5 separate regions of the Mus musculus genome follow, and regions 1, 2, 3 and 5 are each linked to region 4. The links are chromatin loops, found by intact Hi-C in ENCODE. Cell type or tissue: left cerebral cortex. All regions are shown on one strand. Region 1 overlaps Morn1 (MORN repeat containing 1). Region 2 holds the start of Faap20 (Fanconi anemia core complex associated protein 20). Region 3 holds the start of Rer1 (retention in endoplasmic reticulum sorting receptor 1). Region 4 overlaps Prkcz (protein kinase C, zeta). Region 5 overlaps Morn1 (MORN repeat containing 1).

What was found. Peaks named below come from ENCODE experiments on the same cell type or tissue, not always from the same donor. Only the 100,000 strongest peaks of a DNase experiment are listed, where the experiment ranks them.
Region 1: it touches region 4 in a loop (2.9-fold over the local background); 2 of 42 quality-filtered maps call a loop at or near these places.
Region 2: it touches region 4 in a loop (4-fold over the local background); 17 of 42 quality-filtered maps call a loop at or near these places.
Region 3: a loop joins it to region 4, with 4 times the contacts of the local background. A loop is called at or near these places in 18 of 42 quality-filtered maps.
Region 5: a loop joins it to region 4, with 7 times the contacts of the local background. A loop is called at or near these places in 18 of 42 quality-filtered maps.

The regions. Positions count from the first base shown.
Region 1 is chr4:155,117,535-155,122,534 of GRCm38, forward strand. All of the region lies in intron 10 of Morn1 (MORN repeat containing 1), which reads left to right. Among named protein-coding and RNA genes, the nearest start is that of Morn1, 33 kb to the left of the region's middle. In left cerebral cortex, a CTCF peak has its summit at 2,671; no DNase peak of the experiment used is centred here; H3K27ac peaks cover 276 bases.
Region 2 is chr4:155,247,549-155,252,548 of GRCm38, forward strand. It overlaps Faap20 (Fanconi anemia core complex associated protein 20), which reads left to right and starts at 2,418. Exons shown (of 4, transcript NM_001190445.1): 1 at 2,418-2,514; 2 at 2,958-3,102; 3 at 3,208-3,488. The coding sequence starts at 2,453. In left cerebral cortex, CTCF peaks have their summits at 728 (motif pointing left) and 1,897; DNase peaks (open chromatin) are centred at 1,892, 2,419, 3,004 and 4,907; H3K4me3 peaks cover 1,670 bases; H3K27ac peaks cover 1,786 bases.
Region 3 is chr4:155,083,970-155,088,969 of GRCm38, forward strand. It overlaps Rer1 (retention in endoplasmic reticulum sorting receptor 1), which reads right to left and starts at 2,384. Exons shown (of 7, transcript NM_026395.2): 1 at 2,236-2,384. Morn1 (MORN repeat containing 1) reads left to right here and starts at 2,608. Exons shown (of 14, transcript NM_001081100.1): 1 at 2,608-2,712; 2 at 3,452-3,523. The coding sequence starts at 2,637. In left cerebral cortex, no CTCF peak of the experiment used is centred here; a DNase peak (open chromatin) is centred at 2,526; H3K4me3 peaks cover 2,213 bases; H3K27ac peaks cover 1,068 bases.
Region 4 is chr4:155,305,345-155,310,344 of GRCm38, forward strand. All of the region lies in intron 4 of Prkcz (protein kinase C, zeta), which reads right to left. Among named protein-coding and RNA genes, the nearest start is that of Prkcz, 54 kb to the right of the region's middle. In left cerebral cortex, CTCF peaks have their summits at 2,961 (motif pointing left), 4,698 and 4,903; DNase peaks (open chromatin) are centred at 477, 1,383, 2,889 and 4,355; H3K4me3 peaks cover 583 bases; H3K27ac peaks cover 4,310 bases.
Region 5 is chr4:155,092,760-155,097,759 of GRCm38, forward strand. It overlaps Morn1 (MORN repeat containing 1), which reads left to right. Exons shown (of 14, transcript NM_001081100.1): 6 at 303-390. Among named protein-coding and RNA genes, the nearest start is that of Morn1, 8.7 kb to the left of the region's middle. In left cerebral cortex, CTCF peaks have their summits at 1,894 (motif pointing left) and 2,660 (motif pointing right); DNase peaks (open chromatin) are centred at 1,891 and 2,695; H3K27ac peaks cover 250 bases.

The sequences.
Region 1 (5,000 bases), 190 kb before region 4:
TGAAACTACAGCAGAGCGGGAGGCAGCACACACTTTAAAGCAATTACAGTGTTTCAATGTGTTCCCAAAGCCTGAGGCCAGCAGCCATTGGTAGAGGGAGTCCCATCTCCCAAGGTAGGAACAGCCCTGCCCCTCTACAGACAAGTGGTGCCCCCAACCTCCCCTCAGTTCCTCTGGACTAAAAGATAACAGGCTTACATGTGACACAGTGGCCTGGTGAGAGGGAACTAGACACAGCTGGCAGGAGGGGCTTCAGGAGGCGTTGTCCCTGGGTGGCGGCTACTGATTCCCCAGAGAGCTTGCTGCCCACGGAGACTGGAGTCAGACAGCCATTTTATCCCCACCTGTAGGTAGACTTCTTAAGGTTTTCTAAGCATGTGCCAGCTACCAGGTCATTGAGGCCACTACTCTGAGGCATCCCTGGCCTTGGCCCACTGTGCCTCCAACTGGGACTCAGGGTCTCAGGTTTCCTTGGTCTGGGATTCCAGACAATTCAGGAAACAAACCCTCTAAAAACTCACGTTTCCACTTTCACAAACAATAAAACGAAGAGAGACAATACGCTCTGCGTCGGGAGCCCTAAAGTCAGTAATAGGTAATTGCAAAATATGGTATTTCATTATTCTGTTGGTATGAAATATTTCAGTTGTTTCAATTGTTTTTAAGTTTCCAGTAGACTATTTGCATTTCGATGAGCAGAACCGACAATTCCTAGGCGTGGATTATTGCCAGATATTGCAAGTCCTATTTTGGATAAATTACAGCACCCAGATTTTAGCAACAAAGCACATTGATTTTATATTCAAAGGGCTTTTTATATTTAGTCTCTTAACCTTTTGTAATTCCCACCCACAGCTTGAAGCGCAGAGCCCTTTGTGTTCCTTGTTCTCGGTGGGGCGTCTGCCGCGCCCCGCAATTTGGGCCCATTGACTCATGCGGCAGGTGCGGATGATTGCGGGTGGACACGGTGGGTGCAGGCTGCTGATTGCAGGATGGAGAGGTGGGCTCTGGGCCCTGTGGCTCAGACAATCCCTTGCAAATTAGCTTTGGGAACTTAGAAGAGCCATTGCAGTAAGAGGTCAGATTTCTCTCCTCTCTCTCTCTCTCTCTCTCTCTCTCTCTGCCCCACATCTCTCTCTGTCACTCATGCACAAAACCATCCTGCTGCATGTTTCCAATTGGTCTGAATGGTCTCTCTTTTTCATGTGTTGGATAAATGATTTTGAGTATTCATTGAATTTGATCTGTGAAGAATCAACTGTTACTGTATGGCAATTTTAAAAACCAAGGTGCCCTTTTGTCACTAATTCAGTCTTGCCAATAAAGTGGCGTAATGTCTAGCAGAGAATTTCTGGAAATTTTCATCGCCTCGCAGGGTGACACTGCATTTTAATATTAATTGTCTGTGGTTAATTACCGCAGAATAGCCCAAGAGAGCCATATTTCTAAAGTGAAGTTTGTACTATAAATTCTTTTGTAACAAATTATTATATAGAGGGAAAGTCCCGGAAAAATATAATATAAAAATATGTATTGTTTCCCATACCAAGGCAGCGATGGAAGTGGAAGTTTGCTCAGATGCCAGTCTATGCAGACACACAGAGGGCTTGTGTGCAGGGTCCCCTCTTGTTAACCCTGAGTAACTTCAGCCTGCTGTTTGACATGCAGGCAGGGTGGAGGGGGAGGACACCTCTGCTCTCCCCCACCCCCAAGACTCAGCTGCCCCTTCAGCGTGACTTCGTTCTGTTTTTCTCTTGAGTAAAGTTAAATCTCTATCACTGTCTCCCTCTCCTAGGGCTTCTTAGTTCTCACAGGTTCTCTCTTTTCACATATAAAAAGGGGTTTAATTCTATTTTTGTCTTTATTTATGGGAAGAAGACGTGTTCATGCTGTGGCATAGATGTGGAAGTCAGAGCCCAGCTATCCAGCGTTGGTTCTTTCCTTCCACTCTATGGTTCCAGGGGATCAAACTCAGGCTTAGCAGCAGGCCTCTACCTGCTGAGCTATCTCACCTGCCCCAGAGGTTCCCTCTCTGTCCTAAGCCAATCAATCCTAAAATTTTTTTTTTTTTTTATAATAAACAATTTATTTATTTAATACATTTGAGTACACTATAGCTGTCTTCAGACACTCCAGAAGAGGGAGTCAGACCTCATTACGGATGGTTGTGAGCCACCATGTGGTTGCTGGGATTTGAACTCAGGACCTTTGGAAGAGCAGTCAGTACTCTTAACGGCTGAGCCATCTCTCTAGCCCCCAATCCTAAAATTTTTAAGTCTTCATAATGAGGACATATCTGGGATCTGGGGCCCCTGTGAGCACGGAAGAGAGAGCCTAAGTGGCATAAAGAAGGCTCACTGCATGGCTAGAGTAGATCCAGAGAGTCCCTGCCTTGAGAGCCCTGAGGCAAGGGGTCAGATATGGAAAATGAGACCCTCAGAAGCCAAAGGGCGTTTGAGTACAGCACCTGAATTATAGGCAAATGTAGACTGGATGTGGACCTGTGTACCTGTGTACAAACAGCTGGGCCTGTGAGCAGCCCCCACCGCAAGAGCAGAGAGCAGGCCCAGCACCCGGTGCTGGAGGCTCTCACACTGGCTTCATGAGAACCTGTCTAGAGGTGAGGCCCGGCAGAGCTGGATGGGAGGTGAACCAGTAAGAGTGTCTGCCAGAGGTGGGCGCTCCAGCCACATGGGGCAGGCACTGCAGGCCAGCCTGAGACAACTGGGCGTTAAAATGAAGAACGACCCCGAATTAGAGGCCACTGAGTAGTGTGCCTGAATCTAGAAGAAGCATATCTGGGATATCATGGAAGGCTAATGGCATGTGGCATTTTATGTGGCCTTGGAGCCCCATAAAACCCTGCAGAGTCCAAGGGAAAGAAATAGTGGAGCCCAGTAGAGCTTGGAAGCTGTCACTGTCACCAAACCCCAGAGTGGACCCTTAGTAATTTCACAGAACATCCGTTCCACTCAAGAATGGGAGCAGACCTGAGGCCACTTTTGCCAAAAACTCACAGTCTGCCTCTAACTATAATAGGACCTGTGACAGACAGACTTTCCCCAGAGGGCGTAGCCTGGAACTTTCATAAGTCCCAGGGTCACAGCAGTCAGGAAGAGGCCACGGTCTCTGGCCTTGAGCTCCTGTCATGGACAGGTGCTCTGTGAGTTGCAGTGGAAGGTTGGGAAACCTTAGGGTAATTGCAGGCCCTGATATCGGCTGTGTCTACAGCTGTCTGTAGAACTGAGACGCTTTATCTTGATGGACTTTTGCTGTACTAGGGATGGAAGCCAGAGCCTTGCAAATACCAGCACACAAATACCACTGAGCCACACCCCTCGCTCCCCAATAGCTTTTATGAGTAAAGAAAGAAAAGACCTTCCTCCCCTCCTACCTGCAGTTTCCTAACAGCCTGCAGTTTCCTCCCCTCCTGCCTGCAGTTTCCTAACAGAGCCTGCAGTTGCTGGGCAGGTTTGAGCAGCACCTTTGCAGCCCTTTTGTGCCCATCCGCCCAAGCATGAGGAAGCTCACTGGCCTCTGTAGCCATGGTCCACAGTAGGACCGTGGGCAGCTGGGCAGCCTTAAAGAAGCCTGGTTCTTCCCATCTACCTTTGGCTCCACTGTTCTGTTTTGAGCTGGACATCTGAGTCCCCCTAGCTCTCAGAACCAGGAGGCCTCCCCACCACTGCCAGAAAGGAGGTGGTGGCATGCTCTACCGTGGTACAGGTCTTCTGGGGCAGCAAGTCAAGGCAGTGAGTGGCCTGGGGCAGTGGCCCTCTCAGATGGCCCCATCTGCACTGGAAGCATTGCATCTTGAATGGTAGATAGTCACATGTACGGTCACTGCACGGGTGGCCCTGCTGACTCTGCTGTCATCTTCTGCTGACTGTGCCAATGCAGAAACCATTCCGGGGCTGGGCGGGGCTGAGAAAGTAAGTATGGTCTGCTCCATGGAGGACCTTGGTAGAGGCAGCAGGGACAAGCAGAGATCTCCAGACCAGGGTCTGTCTCCATGGGAACAGTAGCTCCCTACTGCCCCAGGCCTTACAGTCTCATGCCTGCTGTCTCAGGAGACCCGCAGGGCTGAGATCGCAGTCTCCTATGATTCTAGGCCATTCTAAAGCCCTCCCACCAGACAAGTAGCAAGGTTGCCTGCATCCTGATCAGCCTTGAGGCCAGTTTTATTGCATTTCATTTTTAATTTTTTAGATAGGATCTATGAGGCAGGTGGTGGTGGAGCATGCCTTTAATCCCAACATTCAAGAGGAAGAGGCGGTGGGGGGAGGGGGGGTCTATGAGTATGAAGCCACCCTGGTCTACGCGGAGCAAGTTCCAGGACAGGCAGAGCTATACAGAGAAACCCTGTCTCAAAAAACAAAAACAAAATAAAACAAAACAGGGTCTGTGAAGTCCTGGCTGTCCTGAACTCAATCGTGTAGACCAGGCTGGCCTTAAACTCATAAGAGATTCCCCTGCCTCAGCCTCCTAAGGTATATGCTGTGTTAACCCAGCTTCAGGAACAGAGAGGAAGGAAGTGAGAGAGAAGCCAAGTCAAGGAGAACAGCTGCAATACTGACCTCGTGGCCCCTTCTTGCCTGCTACTCCCCATAGCCAGCACCCCTTGTCACCTAGCCTCTCTGCTCTCTTTGAGTGCTGGCATGAGGTTGGACAGAGTGGGAACCCTAGCCATTCCTAATCCCGTGATCAGAGCGCTGTTCATCTGTGGCCTTGACCCAGGGCTCTCCAGTCAGTCTCTGCTCGCTCCAGGACTGTGAGTATCCAGTCAGCCCAGGGTCGTAAGGGTCTCATACTCCAGGCTACAAGCCACTTAGCATGAGGCAAAGTTTCAGGAGGGCTTAGTGGACACCCAAACTTGTATCTGGGCTGGCTTTGCTGCCTGCTTTTCTGCTCTTGCTAACCAACCGGCTGCCCCAGACAGCTGCCGCTTCTGAGCAGAGCGAGCTGCCTGCAGATGAAATGTGATCAGGAACCTCACATAA
Region 2 (5,000 bases), 58 kb before region 4:
AGGCAGCCTTATTGCCTCCTACACTGGGCCACTTTCTGTGCCACTGTGTGTCTCCTCCAAAGGGCTGAAATAAGGCCGGGCGTGGTGGCACACGCCTTTAATCCCAGCACTCGGGAGGCAGAGGCAGGTGGTTTTCTGAGTTCAAGGCCAGCCTGGTCTACAAAGTGAGTTCCAGGACAGCCAGGGGCTACACAGAGAAACCCTGTCTCAAAAAAAGGGGGGGGGGCTGAAATATCCTTTTGTAACTGTTGTGAATCTTGGCTCAAAAAAAAAAGTTGTTTCTGAAATGCAAGGGTTAATCCCAACCAGAGAGTATTTTCCAATAACTTTCTTATCACCACAACAGATAGTTCCAGGAGAGTAAAATATTTTCATCAAATTCAACCTTAATTTTGTTGTTATTGTTTTTCAAGACAGGGTTTTTCTTTTTGTAGCCCTGGCTGTCCTGGAACTTGCTCTGTAAACCAGGCTGGCCTCGAACTCACAGAGATCCACATGTTTCTGCCTCCTGAGTGCTGGGATTAAAGGCATGCACCACCACCATCTGGCTTTAATTTTTATGTTGTTGTTGTTATTATTATTATTAATTATTTCCTGGTCTGGAGAGATAGTTCAGTGGTTAAGAGTACTGACTGCTCTCCCAGAGATCCTGAGTTCAGTTCCCAGCAACCACATGGTGGCTCACAACCATCCATACTAGGATCTGATGCCCTCTTCTGGCATGCAGGTGTACATGCAGATAGATTACTTTTTTTTTTTGTTATTTTGTTATTTTGTTTTTTTTGTTTTGTTTTGTTTTGGTTTGGTTTGTTTTTTCGAGACAGGGTTTCTCCGTATAGCCCTGGCTGTCCTGGAACTCACTTTGTAGACCAGGCTGGCCTTGAACTCAGAAAACCGCCTGCCTCTGCCTCCCGAGTGCTGGGATTTAAAGGCGTGTGCCACCACGCCCGTCGATAGATTACTTTCATACATAAATATTTTTTAAAAATTCCTTCCTGTGTGTTGTGAGGGTGGGCACACACACCGTGGTGGAGGTCAGAGGACAACCTCGCCTTCCACCTTGTGAAGGCACTGTGTCCACAAGTCCCAAAAGCTTCAGGCGAGGGGAACCTCCTGTTTCTGCCTCTCCTCTCACAGCACACCTGGAGTCCAGACTTGCGCTGTCCTGCATGGTTTCATGTCAATTCTGAGAACTGACCTCAGGCCCTTATGCTTGCATAGACACTTTGCCTACTGAGTCACCTCCCTAGCCCAAATTCAACTTTTTGTTTTGTTTTGTTTGAGACAGGATCTTTCTTCATAGCCCTGCTTTCCTGGAACTCACTCCATAAACCAAACTCATAGAGATCCTCCTGTCTCTGCCTCCTGGGTACTGGGATGAAAGGTCTGTGCCAGTGTTCTTGCAAAGGATTCAGGTTCATTTCCTAGCACCCACATGGTAGCTCACAACTGTCTGTAACCACAGTTCTAGGCGGTCCAAGACCTTTTTCCAATCTCTGTGGGCACCAGACACATACGGCACAAATACATGCGCTCTCCGAGATTAAACTTGCTCTTCCTCTTCAAGTCTGCAGAGACAGAAGACAACCTTAGTGCAGAAACCATCCCCAGACCCTGGTCTAGACACAACTTCCAGGATGTGGAACCTGGAAGTACACACGGTGTGTGTGTGTGTGTGTGTGTGTGTGTGTGTGTGTGTGTGTGTGATCTCACCTAAGGATGGGGTGCAAAGCTCTGACTGGAGGAAGACCCAGGAAAAGGGTCTGCGAGTCAGATGGTTGCAGGACAGGCGTTTGGAACGGCCCTGACCCCTGGGGGCTGTGAAGTAGAAAGCTACTAGCGAATCCCAATGCGTACATCAAAGTGCCTGGACTTTTGCTGCCACCAAGTGATGGGCTGCAGGATTGCAGGACGGGATATTGGTTAGGTAGGAAGCCCGGGTTTTTCACTCTGAGCCTTCGTCCCCTGGGCTTTGCGGTTTGATTGCTCTTCTCTTTGGTAGAAAAACCCAGTTCCTCCTTTAAGAAGAAGATGCTGGCAAAACTGGGCCTGAGAATTTGGTCCTATCCATGGGGCCTTCCTGAAAAAGACTACAGAACTGGAAACTGAGGCAGGGCATTGTCTGGGAGGTGCCACCGGCAGGGCAAGCCTGACAGCTCTCTGCACGTGTTGACGGAAGGGAGCCCAGGCTCTGCACAGGCTCGAGTGGCCCAATCTCGCACCCCTGCAAACTGGAGGGCAGCTCCGCCCTGTCCCGCCTCTCCCTCAAGGCGGCAGCCTCGTGTTCCCAACGGTTGGGATCTCGGCGCCTTAGATTTCCAGCGCCACAAAGGGGAGCTGGCACTTGGCAGAGCGGAGAGTGGGGGGGGTCTGGAAGCCGCCGGAGCGGATCCCGGTCGGAGGGCGGGCCGGGCTGTAAGTCTCACTTCCGCCGGACGCTGTTTGGAGAAGGATGGAGGAGGAGCGGAGACTGCGGGGGAGGCTGAGCCGTCGGAGGCCGCCCGCGGGGGGCGGGTGAGGCGGGACAGAGCGGAAGGGTGGGGTCCTGGGGGCTTTGGAAGGCGCTGAGACACCGGGAAGGCGATGGGGACGCCTCGATGTTCCCGCCTAGCTGCGGGGTTCCTCGCACGCGTGCATCTCGCTACCAGCCGCGCTCCGCCTCTCTCGGGGCGCGGTCGCTTCTTCCGCCCCAACGCTGCTGTTCCCCACCACCACCTCCGCCACCCCTCTTCACGTCGCCCATTTATCCACTTCTTTCTCAGCCCCAGGCTCCGTTTCCCCCAAGAGTCCATTTACCCTTCTAAGTGAGGTTCCTTCCCGGTCTCTTACTATGGACTCCCTCCTCCATTACCCCATTGTGGACCTGCTCCCTAGCCCTGGTACCCCTCACTGTAGAATCAACTCTTCACGATATCTCTACCATGGATGCCCCGGCTGACTCTTCCTGTGCTTCCCAGGCCCCCTAACTGCCGCCCTTGGTTTCTCTCGGAGGGAAGTAAGAGTGAGCCCTGGGCTGCTCTGTTGCGCAGCACCGTGAGCGGGACCGCGGATTGGACCCCGAACCGTCAGCCATTACCACCGCTGCCTGCTTTTCCCAGCCAGGTGTGTCCAAAAGCACTAAAGAAGGATGACCTGGGAGAGAGTTCTCAGGCCCTGGGGGAGGTCATGGTGTTGGTGGCTGTGACCTTATGGGGACTTACTTTTCAGGAGTCTCTACCTGACCCAGAGTCCACTGTGCCTCCTGAGGCCTTCACTGTGGGATCCAAGACTTTCTCCTGGACGCCTTTGCCACCTGCCCTTCGTGGCTCTGGAAGCTCCCGCCACCTGTTCTGTGAACCTGAAGGCTCCCTGGGGTCACCTACTCCATCCCTGAAAGGATGCCCTGCACTAAATTCTGGTCGAACTCCCAGCGCCCAGGAGTGTGTGCCTGTGCAGAGTCCACTTGCGTTGCTGAGTTGCCCGTTGTGCCAGAAGGCGTTTGACCCGAAGTGAGTGTCCTATCACTTAAGACTTAGCAGGGTGTAAGGTCCACCGACTTAGGAGGCTAAGAGAGTGCCTGGATGTGGCTCTGGCCTTTTGTTTATAGAACTAAAATTTAAATTATAAATATTTACATATATGTGTGCATGGCACATATGCATGTGGAGGTCAGAAGACAACTTCTTGAAATCTGTTCTTAGCTTCCACCATGCGAGTCCTAGGGATTGAACTCAGACCCTCAGACTTGGCAGCAGGAACCTTTATTTGCTGAGCCTTTTTGCTAGTCCTGGTTAATCAAGCGCAAAGTTAGCTTGATTAAGCAGCTGTCAGAACATAAGGCAGCGCCTAGTTCAGAGCCCAACAGTCTCCTCCAAATGATTTAAAAAACTATTTGTGCTGAGCTGGGAGTGGTGGCTTATATGCCTTTAATCCCAGCTCTTGAGGGGCAGATGTCTGAGCTCCAGGCCAGCCTGGTCTACATAGTGAATTCCAGAACAGCCAGTTCTATGTAGAGAGATCCTGTCTCAAAAAACAAAAACAGAAAAAAATGTGCATATTTATTGTTTGCGTAGTATATCTACATGCTCAGAGGGTTTTGCACAGAGGCACCCATGTGCACAGAGGCCAGGTCAAGTTTTTCTTGACACTTCCCACCTTGTTTTTTTTGAGAGAATCGCTCACTGAACCTAGAGCTCACTGATTTGGCTCGGGTGTCTAGCCGAGGGGCTCGGGTTCCACCATTTCTCCCAGCCCCCAGTACTTGGGTTGTGAATACGTATAACCTTTACATTGGTAATGTTTGCATAGAAGGTACTTTACCAACTGAGCCATCTTTCTAACCTCCAAAATGTGCCTTTTTATTAGAATCAAGCCTTTATGGATTTTGGAGGATCCCCAGGCCCAGCCCTCAGCCACAGCTACCCACAAAGCTCAGACAGGGGGATGCTGAGTGTGGGCTGGGTTGCGTCAGGTTGTGGCTGTCTCCAAGTGGGGTCCTGTTTATGGGAGAGTGTATGGTTTGAAAAGTGGACACCTCCATGTTTCTTACCCAGGGGCAGAAGCTGAGGGCTCGGACCCTTTTGGGGAATTCGTTTTCAAAGAGCCCATTAGATTCCCAATCTTGTCAGGGCTCCTGCCCCCCTCTTGTTCCAGGATGGCTTTTTGTGTGTGCTGTCCTTGGGTGTGTCTAAGAAAAGACTTGAAGACAGGGCCATTGAAGAGGGATGCTCCATCCTCTGGGTGCTTTTCAATTGGCTGTATGAAAGCTTGGCAAAGTGCCTTGCTTTTCTGAGGTAGGTGTGAGCAAGGTGGGCTCAAGTCTTAGCAAGTCTGGAGTGATTCATTTTCACGTTGCGCTATAAAGGAACTGGGATGTATTTGACCAGACTCACCTGAGGTGGCAGCCAGATCACTAGGCTGACTGGCGGAAAATCATGTCCCATGGACTTCAAGGCGTTCCCTTCTATTCCTGCCCCACTGCAGGGTGTTCTGGGGCTTAAATGGCAGGGATGTTGTCACAA
Region 3 (5,000 bases), 220 kb before region 4:
CATTATTTTACAGGGATTTTTAAAACACTTTTGTGCCAGGCGTGGTGGCGCACGCCTTTAATCCTAGCACATGGGAAGCAGAGGCAGGCGGATTTCTGAGTGAGGCCAGCCTGGTCTACAAAGTGAGTTCCAGGATAGCCAGGGCTATACAGACAAACCCTGTCTCGGAACCCCCCCCAAAAAAACAAACAAACAAACAAAAAAACTTTTGCTTAAATTGAGACAAGAGTAGTATTAAAAGGAAAATACTAGGCCTGGTGGCACACACCTTTAGTCCCAGTTCAGGAGGCAGAGGCAGGTGAGTTGAAGTCAGCCTGGTCTATATAGTGAGTTACAGACCAACCCATCTACACAGTGAGGCCATTTTAAAGAAAAAACGATGGAGCTGCTCCTTTAAAGTCTGTACTCTAAGCTGATCTTAAAACTCTGTTTCAGATGATGCGTAGAAAGCCTACCTAGAACACATTAGTCAAGTTTTGATTATCAGACAAACATTGCTCTACATCTTGATTAAACTCACTGCCAATAACAACCCGAGAGAGGCAGCATAGAGATTAAGAATGTGAACTTTGGAGTCCCACTGCCGGCTTCAAATCCCAGCACTGCACTTCCTAGCAGTGTGATCTGGGACAGCCACTGAGGAATGCCTGGGGTTCGGACCTGGAAAACGGGGCGAGCACCTCAGTGCCTTCCTCAAAGGGTTCTCATGAGGATCTACCGGCAGCCTGTGGTGAACCAAGTGCCAGCCCTCAATGTTTCAGACTTGTTCCTGGGTTAGGGCAGCCCTCATACCAGCTGTTCTAGCTGCAATCCTCTTCTCTCCATTCAGACTAAAGGTCAGAGAGGCCCTCCATGCTGTCCACAATGACCACCGTTTCCACGTTTCCATGTCACGTCACTGTTTGCATTTTCTGTAACAACTGTTTTCCAATCCCTTTCTAGTAATCTCTCAATCTCCTCTCACCGGAATGCACGCTCCTCCCTGAGGGACCTTGATTTGTTTTAGGATGGGCCTCACGACCTACAGTGCTTGTCACATATCTACTGAAATTGCTCTATGCTCTGTCACAAAAAAAAAAAAAACAAGACAAAAACTGTTCTAAGGGGGACAAGTACCACACACAGAACATTACCCCCGTGTTCTGGAGCCCATCATTTGTCTAGTTTCTGCAATCCATCACTCCTAAATTAGTAATACACCACAGAGAAGAAAGCGCTCTGCACAGCATCTGGGGGTCGCTGCCTCTTGCACCTGCATGCCTCAAGAGTTGTTCCCTGTCAACCCTTCCAGACCCTGCCCCTCTGAGTCCTTCCCTCTCTGGGCCCCTCTCACCTTTGGGGGTGGGGTGGGAAATGATCATCTTGGATCATCCCCAGCCCTTTCTCTATGTTCTACCTCCACCGCAACCAGTTCCCCAACACACAACCTGGATCTAAGGGGCTGAGTATGGGTTTACTGATGCTCTTCTGAGCACCTTAATGAGGGTTAAAAAAAAAAAAAAAACTCACATCAAAAAAACAGGCAGTTCCAAGACGTATAACTAGTCTCTAAGTCTTCCCCCCGCCCCCAACAGGGTTGCTCCATGTAGACCAGGCTAGCCTCAAACTCACAGCCTCTGCCTCACATAAAGGCGTGCACCACCACCTCCTGGATAGTATCTGTTATTAAGAACTAAGAAAGAAAAGCCACTGGGGGTTCTCAATGTGGAAGTATGAAGCCCTCTTGCACTGATACCCTGCTAAGGGAGACAATGTAGCCTTATCTGCTCCACGCTGGAAGTACAGCCTGGAGGGCTGGACATTTTACTGCCTTAATGTCACCATATAATCTAGACCCATTTAACCAGCACCCCTTCGATCCATTCAGTAACTGTCTTCGCGCTCGGGCTTAATTCCTACACGTGTGCCCCGAAACTGAACACGGTAGTGGGGTAGCAAGAGGACACCTAACACATGCCGCCTGGATCTGTGCAGGCAACAACAGGCCACCTTCCTCCACGACCTGGGGCCGGGGGGTCGGGGCGGCGCGCGAGCCGCGGCGGGCAGCGCTCAGCAGTCCCCTCGCGCACCCCTCTCGGAGATCGGCCCGCCCCTGGCAACCCCTCGCCAGGCTCAAAGGCGCTGCCCGGCCCCGCCCGCCCGCCGCCCGCCGGCTCGCCCGTGGCCTTGACAGCCCAGAGGAAGGCGGTGGTGTGCCGCCCGACCAGGTCCGCGCCACCAGCCCACCCCCAGCACCTCGCAGCTCCGGTGCAGCCGAGCCGCGGTCTCCCTCACGGCTGCGGAAGGAGGATGGCGGGCAGGGCGGCCGCCAGAGCTCGGCTCCGGATCCGGGAAGCTGCACAGGCACTTCCGTTCCGTCCCGCGGCGCCTCCAGCCGCCAAGATGGCCGCGGGGCGGGGCCCAAGCTCCAACCATTTCCGCTTCCGGTATGGACGCAGAGGCCGTTGGCGGGAGCGCTTCCCGGCGGAAGGACGGGGTTGGCGGAAACGTGCCGTGGTGCACAGGCGCATTGACGTCCTCAGGCTCCGGATCCGGCGCCGCTGCTTCGGATGTTATGGTCTCCTGGCCACGCCCCATGGCAACCGGAGGCCAATGGAAGGCAGCTTTATGGTTGCTAGGGAAACTTTGGCGGCAAGATGGAGGCAGCTGGCGATCCCTACCAGGCTTCGCTCCAGCCGCGTCGGCACTCGCCGAGACTGCCGCCGCGAAACGGTACGGGCTGCGTCTCCCCGCTGGAGCTCCGTCGCGTTCGCGTGCTCCACAGGCGTGGTCCAGGCTGCAGGCTCACGGCCAGCCGACCCTGCGTCAGGGGGGGCAGGTAGAGCTGAGGTCAGGCTGGCTGGGTGAGCACACGAGGTTCGCCCAATGCAGTCTGATGAAAAGTTGTTCTAAAACCGGAGAAACAGGATCGATATGAGGTCAGAGTCCATGCTAGTGCCACTGTCTTCCCGTCCCAGGCTGCGACTTGCTGGCAAGAAAGCAGTGGGGTTGCTTATCCATCTCAGGAACTGAGAGATGGGTGTTGGGTGTGATGTCTCAGAGCTGGCTGCGTGATAAAAGATGAGGCAGCCAGGAGTAATTAGGAGTGAGTGTGGATTTTTGTCCCGTGGGGACAGGAGGATAGTGACGGTCCTGGCAGGGTGGGCTCTTTGCTGTATCCTCACGGAGCTTGTTGACTGCTTCCGTGCCCTCACCGCCTCCTCTTAAAGAGCCTACAATCAGCTTTTGTCTTAGCCCTCCTCTGGCCAGGCCTGCCTTTCCCTCAGTACTATCCATGTAACAAAACCCAAGCAAGGGAGAGGGAGCACCCATCTTGAGCAATTAACCATCCTGTCATGTTCAAGAGACTGATGAGAAATGACCTGCAGACTACTCCAGACCCTGAGCTGCCCCATCTCTGTGTCTGTTGATGGCAAACCATTGCTATGTTCATCTTCTTTTCCGAACACAGGCTATGGCGTATATGTATACCCAAATTCTTTCTTCCGCTATGAAGGAGAATGGAAGGGAGGCAAGAAACACGGTAAGAAGCCTGTGATCATTGCAGAGCTCATTCCAGAGCCAGATTCCTGAGAAAAGGTGTGGGAGGCAGTCAGTCTTGTACCAAGCATAGCCTGGTACTGCGCCTGCACACTGGGACTACCACTTGGACCCAGTCATGGTGGAACCAATGTAAGACCAATTCTTGTAGGCTTGGAGGTCATCACATGCTGGTGGGTGGTGGAACTATTGGTGGGAGGGAAAGAGTGGGGCAGTAGACCCAGAGTGTCACACACAAACACCATCATGGCGTCCTGCATGCTTGTTATTGGACATCCAGGCCTCTAATCATCAGCCTTAGTGTCTCTGTATTCAAAAAAAAAAAAAAAAAAAAAAAAGGTAAACATGGGCACGAAAGAACCCTGTTCTCTCGTGTCTGTGAGCATTCCAGTTTATAGAATATACCACCAGACAAAGGCCAGGCGATGTGGAGGTTTTGCTGTGAGACATTATTGAATCTGTTGATTCCTGGGGAAAGGCAGCTGTGTTCTTAATAGGCTGCCTCCTGTTGCCTCTCTTACAACATGGAGGCTCTGCTGTGTTTTCCCAAGCTAGAGTTAATGGAAGCGAGGTATCAGGCTTTGTTTCTAATAAGAAAGAAATCAACTCCGGAGGCAGAGGCAGGGGGATCTCTTCAGTTCAGGGCCAGTCTTTTTTTTTTTTTTTTTAAGATTTATTTATTTATTATATATAAGTACACTGTAGCTGTCTTCAGACACACCAGAAGACGGTGTCAGATCTCGTTACAGATGGTTGTGAGCCACCATGTGGTTGCTGGGATTTGAACTCCGGACCTTTGGAAGAGCAGTTGGGTGCTCTTACCCACTGAGCCATCTCACCAGCCCAGGGCCAGTCTTAATACAGAGTGAGTTTCAAGACAGCCAGAGCTACATAGAGAAACCTTGTCTCAGAAAGCCAAAAAGTAGAAAGAAAGAAAGAAAGAAAGAAAGAAAGAAAGAAAGAAAGAAAGAACCAGATTTTTAGGAAACCTTGGCAATAGAGGGAAAAAGTACAAAATGAGCATGCCCTGGAATGGTCCTTGCATAGACACACACACACAGAGACACACGCACCAAAGAAGTACTGAGTCTAGACTTTCCGTTGTCTAGACTCTACCTGCTCCATAAACAAGAAGGTTCATCGTATCTGCTGGCTATCAGAATCTTTCTCATTTTCTTTTATGTATCTTTTTGTTGTTTTGGTTTAGGTTTTTGAGACACCGTCTTGCTAGATATATAGCCCAGGCTGGCCTTGAACCTGTAATCCTTTTGCTTTGGCCTCCAAAATGCACCACTGCACCCAGCCTTTACCAATATTGTCTTAATAATTTGTTGTTGTTGTTTTCTTGTGACCCCAGAGCCTGTACGAATGAGGCAAGTGCCTCACTGGCAGGCTGTATTCTTAGCATCTTTCAGCTTTTGCTTGGTGTTTTTATCACAACGATGTTTCTCATTTTTTCA
Region 4 (5,000 bases):
CAGAAGTGTATGAGTGAATCTAGCTTACTGAAGACAGAGGGAGGGATGTACCTACTACCTGGGTATCCCAATCTACTCCACCCTCCAGCGGACATTGCAGTAAACCCAGGCTGTAAGGAAGGGCTGGAGGGTGGGGACAGAGCCTGCTGGGCTGTGGAATACACTGGACAGTATAGGAGCTATCCATGGTGATCCGGCAAGTCTGGCATGAATGTGCCAAAGCAGAGCTTTGGCTGGGGAAGAAACCTGAACTCTGGGTGAAAGCTGTTAGTGTCACATGCCCATTGGGGACGCAGCCACTATCCCCCTGGGTGCTGGCTGGCACATGGTGAACAGCAAGTCCTGAAGAGTGTGTGGGCTACCCTTCTTTTCTTGCAGCCTTAACTCTGACAACCTCCAGGAGCTATGCTTGTCTTTGAATTCTATAATTAGGCTGGTCACAGGAATCTTAACGAGCTCTGTTTCCATGGTAACCTAGCATCTTAAGCACTGACAAGGTGGGAAAAAAAAAAACCCACATTTTTTAAAAAGCTCTGATCAACTGACTGTGCACAAACCCGCCTCTTCTAGGCTTGCTCGAGGATGAGGTGGGCTGAACTCCAGCCGCAGATCAGAATAAAGCTGGAGGGTTCCTGATTCGTGGGATGTATAACGTACTGTGTAATGTGCCAAAGGGTGGCCCATGTGCTAGCAATGAAGTCTCCTGGAGAGCCCAGTACCCTTGGTGGCATTCCCAGGCCAGTGGCTAGCAAAGGCAACAATCCGGTTAGGTTCCTGAGGACCAAAGAGGGTCCACGGAGCATAGGACAACACAAAAGAGGATGTAGAAAAACATGCAGGAAAGAGACAGCCAAATGTCCTGGGGTCAGGGGTTCCCCAGGTTAGAATGGACACTGGCACTTCTAAGGCTTAGGGTCACGATGGTTTTGCCAGGATTCTGTTTCTCTTTCTCCAACACAAACACACACACACACACACACACACACACACACACGCTTATCCCAGGATTTCAGATGCCGTACAGTTATGGCATGATTGTGTCCCAGTTCTTCCTTTGCCACACTTCAGGGCGTTTCATTCAGCCTTAAGTCTGTAACACAGACACCATCCCAGGAGTCGGGGTGGGGGGTGGGGTGGGGCAGCAGTGAGGGTGGAAGGTAGGAAGGCCGGGGTAGGGTAGGACGACGCCATCTGAGTGTGCGCTCACCTCCTGCCCTTAGGGACTTTCCCATCCCATCTCAAACTTCCTGCTTCTCAACACTGATCCATCTTCCAGATGAAAGTAAGGCTTACACATGTCATGCTTTCGAAGGTAAATGAAGAATAACAGGGAAATCATAGAAACAGGCCTGGGTAGAGAGGTACGGGAACTGCAACCGTGGGAAGCTATGGCCGCGTGGGAGACGGGCTGTTTGTGAGCAAGGGGAGCAGGCAAGGTTCCCACGTGGGTTTTCCACCCTTTCAGCTGCCCCGTTCTGTGCCCTGGGTGTGTCCCTCTGCAACCACAACACACCAGAGGATGTAGAAAAACATGCAGCAAAGAGACAGCCAAACAGAGGAGAAGCCCCAGTCCCCTTGTCTGCAGGGGGCATCCTTGGTGCATCAGAGATGTGTGAGAAGCTCACACACTGCTGCTGCTCAGAGGAAGACGGGGGTGGGGGTGGGGTAGGGGGAAAACTGGCCATGAGACAGTGTCCCTGGTGCGATGCATGAGCCTCAGTGGGGATTCACCCAGGTCACGCCGGCCAACCGTAGTAAAGGGACCCAGATACCGGTGTGAGGAGGAAGATAAGATGTGAAGCCAGGCGTGGTGGCTCACACCCACGACCCCGACACTTCATTAGCTGAGACAGGAGGACTGCCACCAGTCCAAGGTCAGCCTGGCCTGCATAGCAAGACTTCATCTAAAACAAACCAAAACAGAGGAAGAGAGGGAAACAGAAACAGGGGGAACGGCATGCACAGAATACACTATGCACGTGTTTGAAAGCGTTGTAGTGAAGTCCATTACTATGTACAACTGATATGTGCTATGGAAAACATTCAAAAGGCTAAGAAACAAACTGAACCCGGGCTGGTCAGTTCCTATTGGGAGTCAGACTTCTAGCCTCAACTTCCTTTTTGGGCAGAACACAGGAAAGAGGCCCCTTCCTGGGAGTGTGTGCTTACTGTCTATTCCATGGGCACAGGTCCTGGTAGTCCCACCTACTCCAGCCTTGAGATTGTTCATTTAATACCTATACTAAGCAACAGAAATGTATTCTAGTGATATCAGTGACAAGAGAGAGACAGAGACAGAGAGACAGGGAGAGACAGAGAGAGACAGAGAGACAAGGAGAGAGAGACAGGCAGACAGACAGACACACTCTGACTGCTGGTTAGGCTGTGGTGGGTCACCTTGGATGCTCACACACTGAGTGGGACCAAAAGGAGGCAGGGTAAGTCTGGGTCACCTTGTGGCTACTGCTCATGGCCAGCTACAACCACCACCCATCAGTGCCATCTGCATCTATCCATCACAACACCGAAACGTCATCAGTACCCTCACTCCTGGGTTCAACGGCCGTGTCACACACGAAAATCTGTGAGGTACTTTGTGTCACAGGGAAAAGGACAAGGGGCTTGGAGCTTGTTTCTCAGGTGCCTGGTGAGCACATACAGGACCCGTGACCTCTGATGGAAACCAGGCACTGAGGTTCCTGGGTCTCAGGTGGGCAGGAAGATACCAGATCCTCCCCAGCAGCCAGACACGGCAGACAGGCTCTGTGAAGTACTACAGTGAAGCCTACGGGAAGCTGTGCTGCCATCTGGGGGAGCGGTGAAATAAATCCCACAACAGCTGCTCCGTGGTTCCCAGGGAAGGAAAGAGAAAGACTCACACTGGTGTGAGGCAGGGGCAGCTCTTTCCGGAGGGAAAACTGTCCACGTGGACAGCGATGCTCTGGCTGGATCTCGGGGGCCCTCTGCTGGATGAAACGCCTTAACAGGGTTTCTGAAGGTGCCCGGACAAACCTCACACAGTCTCTCTCTCTGCCCGTGCCTGAGCCTCTCACAGAGAACAGGATCAGAAGGCAGGCAGGCAGAGGAGGACTAAGGGACCTGACAGCTTGCTATGTAACAGTGGCCACACAGGTTCTGGGGATGCATAAACTTGATGCTATCCCTTTATCTACCAGAAACAGACAGGGCTGTGGAAGAGGGGCTGCCTATGGGTCCCAGGAGCCCCAGGAACCCTAGGAGACCAAGAATCCTTTCCTGACCAGTAAACATTAAGAAGAATGGCCCTGGGAGACCTGGAAAAAGTCCAGCACATGCCAACCATTGCACTAGTTGATGCAAAGACTCAAGTACACTATGATACAAATTGAGAGGGCCAGCTGGAAGGTTGACCAGTAGTTTTCTTTTTATTGATTTAATGGGAAGACATCAACTTCCAAGTAATTCAGTTGCCATGGACTCGTGCTAAGTACGGCTCCTGTCGATGGAGGAAACGCGCACACAGCAAGTGGATCACTGCCCACCTCCCCCACGGTCAGTGGACTGGATTAAGTCCTTAGATCTGAGGGCCAAGGCTAGAGCTCAGGAGCTAGAATCTGCAGGACTCGACGAAGCCAGCAATGGACAGAACACAGGGCACAGAGGCTACTATCGAGAGCTCGATTGGAGGCATGCTATGAATGTAACTTGCTGTGGAGAACCACGGAAGGGAAACGTGTGGCTTCTACCAGTCTAAGCCTCCAGCCAAGGGTGAGTGAGGAAAGCTGGAGAAACCAAAGCCACACTGGAGGAAAGTGACCGTGGGGGCAGGCTGGGCCTTCCTGATTCTTTAGGGCCTATATGGAAAACATGGGCTGGGGCTCAGTGCTTGGATATCTGACTGGAGACAGGAACAGCAGCTCAGGTAACTAAGACAAGAGATGGATGTAGAGATCTGTCTCTACCATGTGGGCACCAAAGGCCGCTTTCTTCCACAACAGACACTCTTCCTCAGATAGCTCCAGAGGCTACCTGGAGCTGGGTTGAGTTCAGGTGAGGCCTGTCCCTGGCTTGGGGATGACTGCACCTATGTCCTTCATAGTGGGGTGTTAGATGAGCACAGCCTCTCAAGGTCTCTCTTGGTAGGGACGCCAACCTCCTTACATTACCCACATCACCTCCAAAGCCTCATGACCTCTCTCTCTGAAGATACTGTAGGTTGAAATATGTTTGGCACACCTGACTCAGCAAACTCAGGTAGGGATTCAAAGCTGGGTGAGAAAAGGCTGCATAACGGGAGCCTAAACTGAACTGGAAACGCACACTGCACAAACAAAGCCCGGATAACTACTTGTCAGCAAATCTGCGGTTTTGGAAAAAAAAAAAATCACTAACAAGGGTATTTCAGGCAGAGGGAAAATTGTCACAGCTAGGCGAGGTGAGACGGAGCACGCTGGAGGGGCTGTGGGGGCGCATAGGTGCAGTCCATGGGAGGTTATGGAAAGATTATGTGAAAATACTGTGGTGTCTCATACATGGGACCTGAGCACCTGCAGATTTGGATGTCCGGGTGGTGGGAGTTAGAGAAAAATCCCCAAAATAAACTATATAGACAGTAGGTGGAGGGGAGCTAGAAAAAAAATCCCCCAAAATAGACTATACAGACAGTAAGTTTCCCTTCACCACCACACACACAGCAACCTCAATAGCTGTTCTTTTTTTTTTTTTAAACGATTTATTTATTTATTTATTGTAAGTACACTGTAGCTGTCCTCAGACATTCCAGAAGAGGGAGTCAGATCTCGTTACGGATGGTTGTGAGCCACCATGTGGTTGCTGGGATTTGAACTCCTGACCTTCGGAAGAGCAGTCGGGTGCTCTTACCCACTGAGCCATCTCACCAGCCCAATAGCTGTTCTTTTACAGGGCAACTGAGGCTTCAGGTAAGAGGGTTTTAAAGATATATAACACTTTCTAGCTCACAATGGGCCCACTTAGGACTTTTTGACTTTACAGAGTGAGAT
Region 5 (5,000 bases), 210 kb before region 4:
CTCCTCAATCTCTGCCATTTCCCATTTTGAGTAGCAGAAGCCAAACGTGTCCTGCACAGGGCCCAGCATGCTCTGGAAAATGGGTCCTACCATGGGGGGGCGCGCAGGTATGCATACATGTCCCCGCCTGTCACAGCCCTCCTGAGCCAGCTCTGGCAAGGCAGGAGCTCACAGACCATCTGTTCAGGGCCTATTTTTGCCTTGGCCCCGGTGTGCTTGCTGCGCCCGGTCAGAGGAGTTGGTCTGAGTCACTGCTACCACCTGGTTCTTAGCCTCATGAGGGTCCTGTGCTGTGCCCTCAGGAATGGTGACAAGTACGAAGGTGATTGGGTTCGAGACCAGCGTCAGGGACACGGGGTGCTGTGCTGTGCCGACGGCTCCACATACAAGGTACAGAGGAAAGGCGGGAGGCCGTTAGAGGACTGGGAGCCTTGATGGTGTTTGCCCACACTTCATCTGGCAGTGCCCTTGGAGAGAATGGACTCACACTCAACTCCTCTCACACCCCCAGAGCGCCCCAGAGGCTGACTTTCCTTATTCAGTCCTCAAGTCTGATGAGCCCTGTGCCACAAGGGAAACTGAGGTCTGTCCCAATGCTTGTGCTTGTCCGAATGGGAGATAAGAGAAACCGTGGATTTCATGGGCAAGAGAAAGGACTACACCAATGCTCTTAGTGAGAAATGTGAAGCTATTGGCCAGGAAAACTGTCAAGCTACCAGGAGAGGCGAAAGAAGAAACAGATTACAGTCGGGGCTGTCCTGGGACAGGGCTGGGCCTGGTTCCACCACTCCTGGGCTGATGGCAAGCCAACTCCACCAGGAAGTAAGAGCTTAAGGCCCTGGGATTGGCTTCTTGGCAATTCCAGTTGTCACAGGTGAGGCCCTGAACCCCAAGTGTTGCTGCTTGCTTGACAGTGATGTGAGACCTGCTGGGGGGTTCCAGCAGGAAGGAAGGACAGGTTTAGGCCTCTAGACTCCCGAGAGTCAGACTTCCTCAGCCATTTCTTTCTCGTCGTATCATAGTTAACCAGGATGATGCGATCATATTTTTCCAGATTTCTCAAATGGCAGATTGACAACTGGAAGGAGCTGGCCCCTGGAAGCAGGATGAACCCAGCCCAGTTCATGCAGAACTGGGAAGAAGGGTAGCCACAGAGCTACTGGGGGGAGGGGACTCCTGGAGGAAATTGACCAGATGCTGTGACCTCAGAGAACAAAACCCTACTTCTCCTGAGCCTTCAGCTCCCTCTGCCGACTGCTGACACTGTCCACTGACTAGGGAAAAAGGTTCAGGGGGCCTGGCTCCTTAATGGAAATGGAGTGGTGTATGACAACTCCCACAGAACTATAGGGCCACAGAGAACACTGCATGGGTGCCCAGACCTGTATACACAGGATGCCCAGCCCTGAGTGCAGAACAGAAGAGTTATGCTTGGGTAGATCTCAGCCCACGCCTGAGTACGGTCCCTATAGCTGTGATAAAACATCATCACCAAAAGCAGCTTGGGAAGGAGAGGGCTTTTATCACGTTACACTGCCTGGTAAAGGCCCATCACGGGGAAGTCAGGACAGGAACCCGAGATGGGAACCTGGAAGCAGGAACTAAATCAAAGGCCTTGAGAGAACGCTACTTACTAGCTTGTTCCCCAAGGCTTTGTTCAGCTTTCTTACAGCACCCAGTACCACCAGATGAGGGGTGATACTTCCCACAGTGAGCTGGGCCCTCCCACATCAGTCAGCCATCAGCACTGTCTTCAGGTTAACGCTGTGGCAGTATTTTCTCAGCTAGGATTTGCTCTTTGCCAATGATCCTCTCTTGTGTCAAGTTGACATAAAAACTGTCCCATAGGACTGCTCTGGTCAGGGCTGTTGGGGGTCTGTGTGGACACTGCCCCCTGCTGGCCTAGAATCTGCCTCTGAGCTGTGCCTGAGACAGTCTGCATACCATCTGTACCTGCTGTTGTGACCACTCACCATTCTGGCTCCTCCCCGTCTGGGGGCTCATCCTCAGAAGTCCTGCCTTGACAGCCTGTCCAAAGCAGGATCAATTTCCAGGTGCGATGGGAGAGTACAAGGTAATGAGGACCTAAAGGAGTCACTCACTTCCTGTCTGGCCTGCACACAAGGGTCTTGTTTCCAGGGAAGAAGACCAGGGCTGTCAATCACCTCCTACCTACTAGATACTTCCAAACCTTCCGCTCATGGATTCACACGAACTATCCCACACTTCTGTGAAGGGACTGTTTGCCATATTTTATAAATGGGAAAACGGAGGCCCAAACACGGTTTCCCAGTCCAGAAAGGGGCAGAAGAGCTTGTGGCCTCAACACCCAGGCTTGATCCATATACCTGACCCTCTTTCCCTGGGATTTGGGAAAGGCCTTGCCCCAGTGGGTCCCTCCAGAACCCATCACATCAATGAATGAGCTGCCGTTGACAGCCCAGAAAGATAACATCACCACCACCACTTGGGCAGGAAGAATAATGAAAAGTTTTGCCCAGTTCCCGGAGGTGATTCTGTTCCACATGTCCTCAGACATCCAGTAGGGCTTCTTCACTGCTGGCCACTAACCATCCGTGGCTGGGGTTTGGGGCTCTGCCCAGGCCTTCCTTTCTGCAACCTGAAATTTGTGGTGTGCCTCACTTTCATCTGCACCAGCCTACAGAATGTCCACCAGGGGGCAGTCAAGACCTGCTCACCAGCAGCATGCCCAGCCTTGGATCCTTGTTCCAAGTTTGGCTCTAAGGCAGGCAGCAGGGAGGCCTTGAATGCCTAAGCAGTGCACACAAGACTGCCACACAGGCTAAAACTGCTCAGGTTGCCGTGGCTTCTCCTCCTGAAGTCAGAACCTTGAACTCCACAAGACTCACAAAGGTACCTTCCTCAGGAGTAGGGTTGGGGGTTGTGTATCCTTCAGCTCAATTCTCAATAGCCCAGTTCCCAGCATCCTGTGGCTGGACAGCAGGAGCAGTGTCCAGGGGAGGGGACAAATCGGCCTCTGGCTTAGACGTGCTGACTGCACCAGAAAAACAATAGCATGAGCTGAAGCAGCCACAAAGGAGTGACCAAAGGACAGACGCACATTCGGACAGAAAGGCCGCAAACCAGCCACTTTTTTTTTTTTTTTTTTTAATTTTCATGGGAAGGCTAAAGAACTTTCTTCCTGGATCTTTTGGACACTGAACAGAAAAGGTACCCAGGTCCAAGAGGACAGGTGACGCCATCTGGAAATCAGGACTTAGACACCATGGGTATCCACAACTGCCGGCCTAACACAACTCTTACTGACCTGCGCTGCAGAGGCAGCAAGAGGTCTCACTTGCCGCCCAAGTGAGAGAAGGTAACCCTGGGCTGTCACTCAGCCCTCATTAGCCAAGGGAGGCAGAGTTTCCTGAGGCTTGCTTAGCCAATGACCATCTGCACCGAGCTCTCCCACGCATGGGCCACTACCTGCATGGAGTGGGGACATCAGCCAAGGGAGGCTGTGGGGTGGGAACAGTCATCAAATCTGCTTCCTCCGGGCACCACTGTTCTTTATGTTGCCATCAGTCACACACACAAACCAGAAGTGTACCATCTCGTCCTGTTTTAAGTGTCCAGTTTGGTGGCATTAAATGCTTAAATTACTGTGTGGCCATTACCACCATCGGTCCACAATCTCTTCTATGTAAACAAACAGACTGGCCCGTTTGACCCAGACTTCCCAATCCCTGAGAGCCCTAGCACCCACCCCTCTTTTGTCTCAGTTACTCTGGCTCCTCCGGGGACTCCGTGGATAGACTTGTTCCTTAGTGGCTGGCTGTTCTTGCTGATCGTCGCAGCTTCAAGTCCATGCTCACTGAAACACGTGCAGGAGGCTCCCGATGGCCGAGTGGCACATATGCATACAAGTCCCATTTCCCCTCTTCATGCATTTCAGTGGGCTCTGGGGATAGTGCTCTGAGCATACACGTGCAGGCCTTTGGGTTTGTGGACCCAGCAGTGGAATGGCTACACCATGCAGTAGTTGCATTTTCAATTTTTTTTTGTGTGTGTGGAGCTGCCGCATTTTTCCACAGTGGCTGCATGATTGAAGGAACCAGCAGGGGTTTTTATTTCTGCACCCCCAACCCACACTTATTTTCTGTTTAAAGCTACCATGCTAAGGAATATGAGCTGTTTGGGAGTGGGCAACTGATCGCTGAACTCTGGACACTGCCATTGCTGTCATCACACAGAGCTGGCTTTTGTTCCTGCTTGACATTGCTTCAGTGGCTCTCAGTGCTCTGTCCCTCCCAGCTTGTACTGTCCTGTCACCTCGGGGTATGTGCCTGTTAACCACTAGCAGGGAAACGTCTCACCTTTTCCTTTTGACCCTCGGGCAGATGAGGTGGGTATCTACTAGCTCTTCCGTCCTCAGGTGTCTCTATAGAGCAAGCTCCACCTTCAGAACAGCCCTCATCCCCTAGACCCGCCAGCATTAGCGTCTTGTGTATCCTGAGAAGACTACAGGATGGTCAGCCTTTGTCTGGACAGCTCTGCTTTTCTGATCTTGACCCATCAGATTTCTCCTTCAGCCAATATTCCCATGTTGTGAGGAAGAAATCAGTCCAGACCCTGAGCAGATGTTCTAGGTGGAGTCTGCAGCTCCCAAGGCAGCTGGCGTGGCGGGCATAGTGATATGGTTCCATCTGTGTCTTTGGTGGGCACCTAGAGTGGTACACTGAGCAAGTCGATGTGGTGGAGGCCTCTCCCACAGCAAGGACATGTCTGTCACCTAAAGCTCTGCTTTCCTGAAAATCAACATTTCCCATGTTGGTTTTCCCAGAGGGCAACCTGCTGTCTGGCACACCTGTGCATACATGAAACAGGTGGCTAGCCTTATGGGTTCCTTCGCCTGCTGCAGTTCCCAGCTTCCCCCTGAGCTGGCATGTCTGAAGAGTCCCTGCATGTCAGCAGGCAGATGAAGACGGGCTCTGTGGCTACCTGCTTGCTTCCCATATCACTCGTCTGCCCTCCTT